Regions from separate parts of the Homo sapiens genome. Here regions 1 and 3 are each linked to region 2. Evidence: chromatin contacts called from ENCODE Hi-C data. All regions are on one chromosome and are shown on one strand. Each heading gives the region's core, a stretch centred on a gene start or an enhancer-like site at or near the end of the contact. The rest is flanking DNA. Distances are from core to core; before and after follow the strand shown. Region 1 holds the start of CCNJ (cyclin J). Region 2 holds the start of TM9SF3 (transmembrane 9 superfamily member 3). Region 3 holds the start of CC2D2B (coiled-coil and C2 domain containing 2B).

Region 1 (3,892 bases), core at 6-2,505, 540 kb before region 2:
ACTGAGAGACAGGCCAGGGCAGCCTTCTCCCTGGACTATGTCGGGTTAGGCCGGGATCTGCCAACTTCAGCTTCTGAGTTTCCCTTTTCTTGCCTTTGGTTCCTGCGGGCCTGCTCTCCTGGGTATAAGCATCGTCTATGGATAGGGTACGGCTCATATACATGTCTGCTGATGATCTTCAAATGAAGATGCCACCCAGAATCACATAAAATGTATTTATCACTTTGTAGTAGTTCTTTATCATCATGTATCTTTTTGGACAAAGGATTCAAAGTAAAAGGGGTGAAGTTTTAAAAATATTTACGTTTTACTATTAAGAGATTGATCTCCAGTCTCAGAAAAGTGGACAGTCTCACTGTCCTAGGGTTACCATCCACCTCTTTTGTGATAATCCACCAAAGAGGTTAAAATACAATTGATTAGGTTTCCTCTAATCACATTTCAGCCCCCATATCACCTCAATTGACGTCGGAGTGTTCTCACAGTTTTGCAGTTTCCTGATTTACGAGCACAGATGGTTAATTACATCCACCATGGGTTTGACAAGCAAGGTTACTAGAAGTAATCTTAAATGTCTTCATTCAAAGCTCTTGGGAATCCCTACAGCAACGAAAATAAGGAGGGGGAAGAGATTAATTAGGTTTCTAGAAGAAAGGTGGAGTTTGAGGTGGAACTTAAAAAAAGAGCATAATTTCACAGGAAAAAAAAAACGCTTCAGGGGCTGCAGAAACAGCTAAAGCACATTTGGAGGGCCTGATGATCCACGGAGCAGCCCCTGGGATGGAAGCGGTTGGTGCAACGTGAAGTAAGGTAAACCGAATCCATGCCGTGAAGACTTTTAAACGCCAAACTGAGGCGTCGGAACTTTGCTCCGCGGGCATCGAGGAGCCATCGAAGGTTCTCAGCAGGTGAGTGGCCTAACTGGATTGGTCACTGCAGTGATCCACCTTACAATTTCTCCGGCGCTCTCTGCCGACCTCAGCCGGCGATCAGGCCGGCTTCGCAGTAGGTGGCGGCTGAGCGCCCCGGCAACCGAAGCGCCAGGCCAGCCCAGGCCACGCCGCGCCGTGCGGGATGCTGACCGTACCCAGGCGGGAGCCGCCGCGCCGCCGCCTGGCGCTGCACCTGGGCCCGGCCCGGCCGCCAATTGGACGGCTCGGGGCGACCCCGCTGTATCGCGAGACGAGATTGGCAGCGGCGGGGCCTCAAGTGCCCCCGCGCTGGCTTTGTATGCGGAGCCGCCTGCCGGTCCTTTAACAATGGGCGGCGCGAGCGTCCAGGCGCTGGGCTCTAGCTGAGGCCGGCGCTTAGCGGCCCACTGTCCGCAGCATGAGCGGGGCCGGCGTCCGCCGCACGACGGCGGGGCTGGGGCTGTGAGGGCCGCGGTTCCGGGTAAGGGAGCCAGCGTGGGGCCGGGCGGCCCGGCAGGCCTGGGGTAGGCGTGGGGCAGCGGACCCTCCCGGGGTGAGGCGCAGAGCCTGGCTGGCCCGGCCTTTTGTTCCCCTTTCTGAGGCCGCGCGGAACGTGCGTTTCTCGGGGCTCCCGGGGAGGAGCAGGCTCCCGACGTCCATGCGGAGACCCGCGGCCAGGCAGACGCTCACCCCCGGGCTTTGCCATGGGAGCGTTTCCCCTCAGCGGGGCTATGAGCGTGTCACCTCTCCCCGCTCCTCAGGGAGGGCGGGAGAACTCCAGCCCCGGACGCAGGGAGCCCCAGCCGGGCCTCCCCCAGCTCTTCCCGAGCTCGCACCTGGCTCCGCGCTTTGGCAACTCAGGGCCCGAGTGGATCCCCTTTTGCCCGACACATAGTCGAGCAGTGAGTCTCAGAGTCCTTCGGCTCTTCCTGCGGGGGCAGACCCGGCTTCGCGTGTGGCGTTGGGGGAAACGACTCGGGTCGGGCTGGGTTGAGGAAGAGTCAAGTGAAGATGAGCAGCCACACCGGGTGGCCTGAGGTCACACCCCCCGGGGAGGGGGCGCAGAGGGTCGCGGGGGAGCCGGCAGTGACCGCGCCTGGGGTGTGTCTTACAGACTCGAGTTGCCGCGTCGGGCTGGGCGCGCCGCCGGGTCCCATGGAGCTGGAGGGGCAGTGGTGGCGAGGACAGCTGGCCGCCGATATTCACCAAGCGCTTCGCTACAAGGTAACTCCGAGGCCCGGCCTGCCTTCTCCTTCTGTGTGTCGCGCCAGTTGTTCTGAATCTCGGCTCTCTAGAAGGTCTAGTCAGGTTCTTTACTCACTATCTTCCGGGCCAGAAAAGGCGAGTTTGCTCATTTGCTCAAGGTTAATTAACTTCTTGGCTCCTTCTCTGGGATGTATCAAAAGAACCTGCAACCTGAATGAGTAGGGAGATGGTAGTTGGGCCAGGGAAGGTGGAAAGGGGCGTTCTGGCTTCCAGGTGGGTCATGAATTTGATCTTGTATTTTAAAAGATATATACACTGAATTTTTGTTGGGCAGAACAGCCCTCTTTGTTCGAGAGTTGCCGTTGCATGCAGCCAGTTTAAGTCGCTTTTGTACATAAATTCCTCAGCCTTTCCGCTAACTTGCCGTGAGACGTGGACAAGTGAAATTTCTGTTTCTTGATTTCCTCATCTGTAAAATGAGGAATAATGAGTGTGCCTTATGATTCTGGCGATTGTGAAACTTAAGTTAGTACCGTACATGTGCTTAGAAACTGCTCTTGGTATATAGTAAGCACTAAGTGATAACTTCTTATCACTTACCCCTCAGGATTTGGGCTGTTCAAAAGCCCTAAAGTGGAGGGAGTTGGCTGCCCCTTCCTGCTGATATCAAAGGCAGAAAGTAGACTTAATAGATATTGGAAAAAAATACTTTTCCAACACAAAGCAAAGTCTGTGTATTGTTGCTATTAAGTAACGGTTTTACTCTGCATGTGGCAAGGCAGATTAATGAGACATTTCTGCCTCTTCGATAACCAAAAGAGAGACCAGATCCAAAATGATCTCTAGCTTAACTCAGTTTCACCTTGGATAAAGAAAGCCATTTGTTAAATGTAGAAAATTGAGAAAGAAGCAAAACAGCTGACTTTCAATAAAAAGGATTCTGACTCTTGGGGTTGAGATCCTGGAATGATAATGAACTTTTATCTTGAGTTTCTGACCAGGTCAAGTAGATTGGAAAACCTAATTCTGACTTAAATTGTTACCCTTTTCTAGGCCTGAGATTTCTAAATGCTACTTAACTAATTCTGACATTCAGTCTCTTAGATTCACTAAAATACAGTTCAGCCCCCTAGGAGATGGTTTATACCACATAAAAATTCTAACTAATGGGATCTCTGGAGTGTTAGTTAGGAAAGAGTTGCAGTTTCTTGGAAAATTGTCCAGATACACTTTTGATCTTTTTTTTTTTTGGCAGATGTCATCTTTCAATGTGAAATGTTTTCTTTTTTAAAAAAATTAATATAGTTGCACATATTTTGAAAAGTGTTTTAAGTGTCAGCCTTTTTATCCCTCTGGTATGTAGTGAAATTAATTAGTTGATATTAAGAGTACTTTTTTTTTGAGTTGGAGTTTCACCTGACCTCAGGTGATCCACCTGCCTCGGCCTCCTAAAGTGCTGGGATTACAGGCATGAGCCACTGCGCCCAGCCAAGAGTATATTTTTTAATTGGCATGAAACTTAAAAGGTTTTTCTTGGTGATTTCCATACTTTTCAATCATTTTATGTGTAGATCATTTTAATTCGTGAGTGATTATCTGCATTTTGTCAATTGAGTTTGGACATGGGTTCTTTGTTTTTTTGTTTTTTCTCCTAGATTTAGATTTGTTGAAGGCTTTTGTGGATTAGTTTCTGGAGCATCCAAGGCATAAGACCCAACCTTATACTCACTCAAGTTGCTTATGAACTATCAGAGGACAAGGTAGCACAGGGTGTG
Region 2 (4,250 bases), core at 396-2,895:
CAGTTCTTAAACTTTGAGACAGCTTATCTGATGAAAGAACACAAAAGGAAATCGTTTTAAGCTGTTTAACCTCCCAACAAAATTATCTTAGGTGAAACACCACAAGTACAGTACAAAAACATGTCACCAATTCGAGATTTGTGTCTCTAAAGAAATACATACCTACACAGGTAAGAAGTTTCTGGCTGTGACCGAAGGTAGAACAGTCAAAAGTTTAGAGCTTTTATTAGCTAAAATAAGATCCCAGCTAGCCAAGGATCCAGCGAAAAGTTTTGTTGATTACAAATAAAATCGGATCCATTAAATAGGTAAGGACGACTGCTTCATTTCCTCACTTACCAGAAATGACATAAGACTCCCTCAGATCGTTCTGATTTAGTACAAACACAGTCTCTCATAGAAACTCCTATCATTAATGGTAAAGGTATAAAAAACAATTACTCGTCAAGCAAACTCTCAATTTACCTGACCTTCCTGCCTTGCTCAAGTCTACCACTCTGAAAACCACAGTTACAGCCCTAAGTGAAAGCCATTTGAAGAGTCGTTCACATGCACGTTTTGATGTGAGAATACCAATTAAACAAACTGCCAATCACCTTTAGGCCAAATGCAAAAGGGACTGTTTCTGGCCCTGACCTGAAGACTGGGAAACGTCAAGACCCTTTACTGTCAGAAGCTGCCTTAGTTAGAGACTATCGGGATGGGGGTCTCACTTAGGGGCTGGAAGGTGAGGAGAAAGTTACAAGAAAGGCCTAGGAATTGAACGCGTGTAGGTTGGGTGCACTTACAAGTAAGTATAAACTGCTCTTCAATTCAAGTTTATTAATGCTGCCCCACCCCAGGGTTTTAATCCGGTCTGGGCAGAAGCGGGCGATAAAAGCCAAAGGAGACCATAAAGTGTAGGATATTTCCTGGTTAGTGGCTGCCGGGTAATCACGATGCATCCATCTTCCTCGGCGTCGCAGCCCTCAGTAGCCAGAAGGCAGTCTCCTTCCCTGGGGGGCAAAAGCCCCGAGCCCAGCCTGCCCGTTGCCCCGCTCCCGCGGTGGATGAACCTCAACCCTTCCCAGGCTCCTTCCTGGCCCCAGGGTCCCAGGAACCCCGAGACCCTGGGGTGCGGCGCCACTGAGGCCCAGACCGGGGGAAGGAGACCCTGTCACTCGGGAGCGGAGCCCTGTCCCGGGAGCGCACGGAAATGCCTCCTCCACGCTCCCAAGGTTCCTGCTCCGCCAGGCCCAACCGGAAGGAGTCCTCGGGCCGCAGTGGGGCACCACCGGGCCGCCGGGCACTCCAGGCTGCGTGGGGCCTGCCTCAGTGGGCAACTGGGGAGCTAGCCCGGGGCGGCCGCGCCGGCCGGGGCGCCTCACCGTGTGTTCGTGCTCGTCCGCCCGGGTCCGGGGCAGCAGCAGCAGCAGCAGCCACAGCGCGGCGGCCGCCGCCACGCCAAGAGCGCCAGGCAGCGGCCTCATCCTCCGCGCCCCTCCGGCCCGGAGCCGGCTCACCGACTCCTCCTCCCGCCGCCGCCTCCTCCGCCGCCGCCGCCTCCGCCGCGGCCGATTCGCATCCACGGGGCGCGGACAGACGCACGGGGCCCGGCCCAGCCGCTGCCTCCTCTGCCGCCGCCGTCGCCGTCACCGCCCGCTCCTGAGCCTCCCCCGCCCCCCGCGCCTCCTCAGCCTCTTCCTCTGACTCAGCCACGTCATCCGGCCACCCCGGCACGCGCCGGAAGTGCCTCGCGACGCGGGGCCGCCACCGCCGCCGGGCCGAGGGAGGGCCCGGCAACCGCCGCCTGCGCGCCGGCTGCCCCTCGGCTCCTGGGAGCCGCGGCGCTACGGGCCTGCCGAGCACTCGGGCGGGCGCCGAGCAGGCTGGGCCCCGGCGCAGTGGCCTAGCCTGGACCGCAAGGCCGAAGCCGCCTCCGGGCCGCGTCCCGGTGTTTCGGGTTGTGTAACCTTGGCCAAAATGCTTAAGCTTTTTTCCTGGCTGCCAAATGGGGCCGATCGTCTGACCTGCTGCCTCCGGAACTTGAGGGATCAGATCAAATAACCCTTTCCTGGCGCTCGTCTGCCGCTGTGAATGAATCACGGGCTCCTGTAATCACCGTTAGGAGAGATTGTTAAACTCGTACAGGGTTGGATGTTTTAAAGTTACTGAATATTTACTGGACCCCTACTGTTCAATCAAGACATGCTAAGTTAGCTTGCCATTCTTGTTCATTTATGTGTTTACTTAACTATTTCTGGGTCTCCTCTTCCCAGTCATAAATATCTCTTGGAGTGTAAGCTCCTCGGAGCAGAGATCCTGTTTCCGTATTTCCTGTACCTAGAACAGTGCCAGATCCGTAGTAGACACTGAAACAAAAAATCTTTAAAAAAAAAAAAATATACGAATGTGGCACCACCATTTACACAGGCCACTAAGCCAAAAATCTCGAACTTGTCAGATTGTCTCTTCTCAGCCATCAGCAGTCAACAAGTTCTAGCATTTGGTCTCTTAAAAGTGGTTCAAGAGTTTATTTTTCCTCTCCTTCCTCTGCCAGTACCAACCAGTCTTCCGTATCACTATGTATTGCAAGAGTCTCACAAGAAGATATCCATCACTGACTGATCTTCCTCCCGTTTAACATCCCCAACAGGTGCCAGGGTGATGTTTTTTTTATTCTAAAAAGAAACCAGATTATATCGCTCACTCCCTTGCTTAAAACAGTTCTTCAATGTTAGGTAAATAAATCATGGAGTCACCACGAGGGCGTTCATCTGCCAGGCACTATTCTGAACGATATTGGCTCATTAAATTCTCACAGAAACCCTATGCAGCAGGTACGGTGAAAATGTTCCTGTTACAGATGAGGTAACTGAAGCACAGAGAGCTTGAGTGGCTTGCTGAAACACCAGACCCACTCAGTCTGGCTCCATAATAGGTCTTTTTGCTGGTAATGATTTACCAACTATACAGCCACTTTAAAAAAAGGAAATAGGTAAGTACTGGCATGGAATGATAACCAAGAGGTTCTGTTAAATTTTCAAGTTGAAGAAAATAAGAGTTTAACTTCATTTTATATGGCAATATGTTAGTCTGCCCATAGAAAACAATCTGAAAGATTATAACAAACTACTATCAGTGGTTAACTTTCTACTTTGTACATGCCTATAAATGTTTGGTTATTTTTTACAGTGAGCATGTGCTAACTATGTAATCAGAAAAAAAGTTCCCTGCTAAAGGATAAAGTCCAAATTTTTGCCTATTTTATCCCTAATTTATTTCCCTAACTTTACCTTCCACCAATTTCTATGCTCTGCATTCACCCGTATATATTTTTACACCTCTGTGCCTTTGCTCTTTATACTCCCTTTATCTGGCATGCTCTGCTTCACCTTGTGCCTTAGATATTATCCTTTCAGACCTAGCTGATGATCACCTCCTCAGTGAAACCTTGCATGATCCCTTGAGAAATGGAGCATTCCTTCTTTGGGATTTCAATAGCATTTGGCGTGTTGTGTTGTAATTATCTATTCACATTTCCTCTTCTACACTGCATTCGGACCTTTTTGATTGCAGGGACTATGATTTGTTTGTCTTTATATCTGTCCCAGCTGCTGAGATAGTGCTTGTCACATCATAGGTATTCAACTCTTTGCTGAATGAATGAAGACATTAACAAGTGAAAAGTCAAATAGCATAGCAAGATTTGAAGAATGCTTTCTAGATAGTGTAAGAAACATCACAAAGCAGTACATGATTAATTGCTGAATGAATCATACACCAGTAATTGCTGTAGAAATCAGAGGAGGCATCTTATACATCTTTGTATATCCTCCCGAGCACCTAGCAGGGTGACTTGCTCATAGTGAAAGCTCAGTCAATTCTGTGAATGAATAATCACTGCTCTTGAATGAAGTGATGATGTGCAATTGAAGAACAAGCCGTGTAAGTGCTACATTAAGATGGATGTGTAGTTTCTTAAGTATCCATCACCACCCTCCACAGATTTGAGGTAGTATGCATGTGGCAGGTGTTTTGGGGAGGACTGGGTTGGCAAATGCTTGGAGGTAGGGAGGACACAAGAAAAAGTATATTCATTTAGGGAGGATAGATTAAAACCAGGAAACTACACACACAACAAAGAACAGGCATGACAGTGTACTTTTAAAAAGGAACACAAAAGCTGGCCAACTGTGCAAATGGTCAACAGGCAGTAAAAGCAATGGGCAATGAGAGAAGTGGAAAGAAACCCTATTTCAGAGGAGTAT
Region 3 (3,714 bases), core at 657-3,156, 680 kb before region 2:
TACAGATACCACCTCTGGGGGGCGGGGGGCGCGGGCAGGCACGGCTTTCGCTGTGGTGAATTGCTGGGAAAGCAGTGTCTCCAGCAGGCATGGCTTTCGCTGTGGTGAATTGCTGGGAAAGCAGTGTCTTCAGGAGACAGCCAGGTACCCAATATCACAAGGAGGAATGTTTTGTGAACAAGAAGATATAAAGACATAGAGGGGTGAGAACATGTGGTGTTTGGTTTTTTGTCCTTGCGATACTTTGCTGAGAATGATGGTTTCCAGCTTCATCCATGTCCCTACAAATGACATGAACTCATCATTTTTTATGGCTGCATAGTATTTCATATGAGAATTGAACAATGAGAACACCTGGACACAGGAAGGGGAACATCACACACCAGGGCCTGTTGTGGAATGGGGGGAGGGGGAGGGATAGCATTAGGAGATATACCTAATGTAAATGACGAGTTAATGGGTGCAGCACACCAACATGGCACATGTATACATATGTAACAAACCTGCACGTTGTGCGCATGTACCCTGGAACTTAAAGTATGATAAAATATATATATATATAAATTTAAAAAAAGATATAGAGGGGTTTACATATGAGGAGTCTAGAAAAAGAGTTTACAGTTTCCAGAAGAAGGCAGATAGTGAGACGATCAGCAGATGGAGAAGGTGTGGGAATGAGGCTGCGAGAAGGGATAAATTATCTGGGTTGTTACCAAGTATGACAGAGACTATAGACAGGGTGGGATTTACGGTCTCAAATGAAACTGTGCCAAGCTGTCAGAGACACTGGGACTCTATTTTGCTTACTAAGGTTAAACACTAGTATTACTTTTGGTCACCATACTATTAAAAAATAAAGACAATCCTACGAAACTTAGGCAATTAATATCAGAATAAAGAGGTCAATAATGTTTATTCTCTATTAACATGTACATTTAGAAAATAAAAGCAAAGCTTAAAAATGCATGGAAGTCTTACACAAGACGACTGTTGGGGCATAATGCCTGACACAGAACGCAGTTAAACACTGTGGAAAGCCTGAATGAGTGAAAGCATACAAACCACCACCGTGCGGCTCTCTACACTAGCAAGTTTCCGAAGTTCGCCCCAGCCGGTTTCCCTGAACAAGTTCCCAACCGCATCACGTTTAGTTTATCTCGTTATTTTAACTCGGAGCGAGGCAATGGGAAAAAGAAAAACAATGAGAGCCGTACTCTGTTTATTAAGCGATGAATGACGACACATGGGTGAGCGTGTCTGGCATGCCCTATTTAAGACTTTAAACATAGTACATTAGTACGCTAACAGCAAGCTCTGGAAATAAAAGGAACCGCTTGCATATTTAGGGGGCTCTTTTGTAAGCCACAAAGGAAATCACCTGAAGTCAAAGCTCCCCTCTTTTCCTAGCAAGGCAGGGACGACGGCAAAGAGAAAGTAGGTCCCGGGGCGCTGCAACCCGTGCAACTTGCCGGCTGGCGTCCCCCGGCCTCGCGCCTCCACGCCCTGCGCGGGCGACCGCTCTTGCCACAACGGCGCCCCGCAGCGTCCTCCCCGGGGACGCCCGCTCAGCCGGGAGCTCGCGGCCGGTACTCACCCGCTGGGTATACTCTTCTTCTTCACCAGGACGAGAGGGATGAGAGACCCACGCCCCAGGCAACCCCGCTCTCAGGCCTCCTCCAGAACAGACCCCAGGGTACGCTACAACTCACACGCTCACGGGCAGAGGCGAGGGGCGGGGGTGATAGACCCCGGCGGCGAACAGACTTGGCGCACCGAAGATTCCCAAAGGCGCGTGCTCCGCTCCCTCTGGGTCCTGGCAGGCCAGGGGCGGCAGCGCGCATGCTCCTGGGTCGCCGCTACTTGCAGCCCGCGGGCGCCGTAGGGCTGGCGCAGGGTGCGGTGGGGCGGTTGGTGATCATCCTAGCCTGCGGTAGATGGTGCGCCCTGCCTTCCCTGCCCAGACGTAAGAAAAGTGCACTGTCCGTCCAGGTGAATGTCGGGCTGCTGGTGAAGGTTTCTCTGATTCTTCCCTGTCAGACATTCCCGCACTTTTGTGGAGCTCTGCTGCATGGGCAGAACTAGCTGGGCTGGGATAACCGGAGCCGGGGCCGCGCAGGCCGCTGGGACTTGTAGTTCGGGGGCCTGGCCGACCGGTTTGTTAGCCAATTTGGGAATGAGTAGAATTGAAAATCACTCGAGAGCAGTGTTTGATTTGCAAGAAATACGGGTCGGCATATTATTAATTCAGTGCCTACTGTGTGTGCTGAACACCTTGCCTTAGTCCTGATCTTCACATTAGGATAAGCAGGAAGATGAACTTGGAAGGTAGAATGTAATGAACAAAAATTCGCATTATGAACTACAAATGCTGTTGGAGATCAAGAGACAGAGTTAGAAAAAACTTCCTGAAAGACGTGGAGTTTGAATCAGCCTTAGAAACACGGAATGCTATCCATTTGCGGGGAAGTTGTAAAAATTAAAGGTTGGAGATGCCAGGGAGAATAAACAAGAACTCCATCCAGCTATAGTTGAGGGGTTATGTTGGAGAGTGGTCAATGTTGGAGAGTGGTCACTGCGGCTTAGATGGGGAAGTGATGTGAGAGTTTTTTGGCTTCACTTTCAGAAAGGGCCTCCTGGTTGACTTTCTCTCTAATTGAGGCTATAAGTATAGACACAGAGATACATCTTCAGGTTTGAATAAAAAACATTACAGTACTTGTTTAGAGCTTCTGGGCCTCCTGGCCAGTGGTTGCTCTAAGAATTAATACATTTTTATAAATCTTGTAATTCACCTTTGAGTAGCAAAACTACGTTGCATGGTGTGTGTTAGATGTAAATTTTCAAAATATAATATGATAGTTTTTGTAACCTGTTTCCACATTAGTTTTCATGTACCAGAAGTCCCAAGATAGAGAAGTGGGCCCAAATCTTTCTTGATCTACAGGAGCAGGACATGATGACTTGGGAACTGGTCCTCAGAGCAGTGGGTGATTTAGTTTTGTTGCCTTTCGAAGACTTAAATAAATTCACAGATCAGAAAATCTTTTGTCACGCCGTTTGTTCCTAAGTTTTGATTTTGGAAAACAAGATAACAGTTAAGTTAATTTTTAAACTTGCCAGTTAATGCAATACATGGAAGTCATAATGTTTTTTGTAGAACACTGTGAAATACTGCTATATTCCTCTTAACTAAGTAAAGAATTGTTAAGTTAAATTCCACTTCTTCCATATCCTAATAACAATAAAGGGTAGCTGGTGCTATATATTTAATAGATTATTTTTACAAAATGCTATTGTTGCCTTAATTACATCATAACTGTGAATGAGACCTTAATTCTGGACATAGCATCCTAATTCAAATTAAGTCTGGAAGGCATCATTTAGGAAACATTGCTATAAGAGAGTTCAGAAAGGTGTCATCATACTATGTGACAATAGATGAACTGAGATAAAGATAAAATTGGATTTTGGTCTGAATTCAGATCTGCTAAGGAAGGAAAGTGCATTAATACATTTAGAAATATTTCTAACAAGAGCCAGGGGAAGATTAAAGGGAACCAATTTTCTGATTGGATCACAATTAAAGATATGTTACTATATACTAAGATATGCATTGTGTAACCATTTCCACATGCTAGAGGTTTTTCTGTGGTTTTATTTTGCTAGCACTCCTGAAACCAAATGGCCTGTGACAGAAGTAACCAAGGTGACTGA

Evidence for each region. Hi-C counts contacts between places; a loop is a spot of excess contacts on that map. Pooled maps may share reads with other maps.
Region 1: a loop to region 2 is called in a map of CD8-positive, alpha-beta T cell, with 4 times the contacts of the local background. The contact joins the promoter of CCNJ here to the promoter of TM9SF3 in region 2. A Hi-C loop is called at or near these places in 4 of 168 maps with a recorded cell type or tissue (CD8-positive, alpha-beta T cell, chondrocyte, endothelial cell of umbilical vein and 1 more), 1 of 37 single-sample maps with no recorded cell type and 10 of 50 pooled maps.
Region 3: a loop to region 2 is called in a map of CD8-positive, alpha-beta T cell, with 6 times the contacts of the local background. The contact joins the promoter of CC2D2B here to the promoter of TM9SF3 in region 2. A Hi-C loop is called at or near these places in 2 of 168 maps with a recorded cell type or tissue (CD8-positive, alpha-beta T cell and naive thymus-derived CD4-positive, alpha-beta T cell) and 7 of 50 pooled maps.

The regions. Positions count from the first base shown.
Region 1 is chr10:96,042,328-96,046,219 of GRCh38, forward strand. CCNJ (cyclin J) reads left to right here and starts at 1,256. Exons shown (of 6, transcript NM_001134375.2): 1 at 1,256-1,392; 2 at 2,026-2,135. The coding sequence starts at 2,067. All of the region lies in intron 2 of ENTPD1-AS1 (ENTPD1 antisense RNA 1), which reads right to left. RefSeq lists silencers at 645-839, 967-1,536.
Region 2 is chr10:96,585,367-96,589,616 of GRCh38, forward strand. TM9SF3 (transmembrane 9 superfamily member 3) reads right to left here and starts at 1,646. Exons shown (of 15, transcript NM_020123.4): 1 at 1,368-1,646. The coding sequence starts at 1,469. It overlaps LOC105378443 (a long non-coding RNA gene), which reads left to right and starts at 1,698. Exons shown (of 3, transcript XR_946220.4): 1 at 1,698-2,977. RefSeq lists silencers at 1,306-1,875, 3,810-3,879 and an enhancer at 2,754-2,813.
Region 3 is chr10:95,906,069-95,909,782 of GRCh38, forward strand. CC2D2B (coiled-coil and C2 domain containing 2B) reads left to right here and starts at 1,907. Exons shown (of 35, transcript NM_001349008.3): 1 at 1,907-1,989. The region is part of intron 2 of ENTPD1-AS1 (ENTPD1 antisense RNA 1); the gene reads right to left. RefSeq lists enhancers at 1,934-2,123, 2,164-2,223.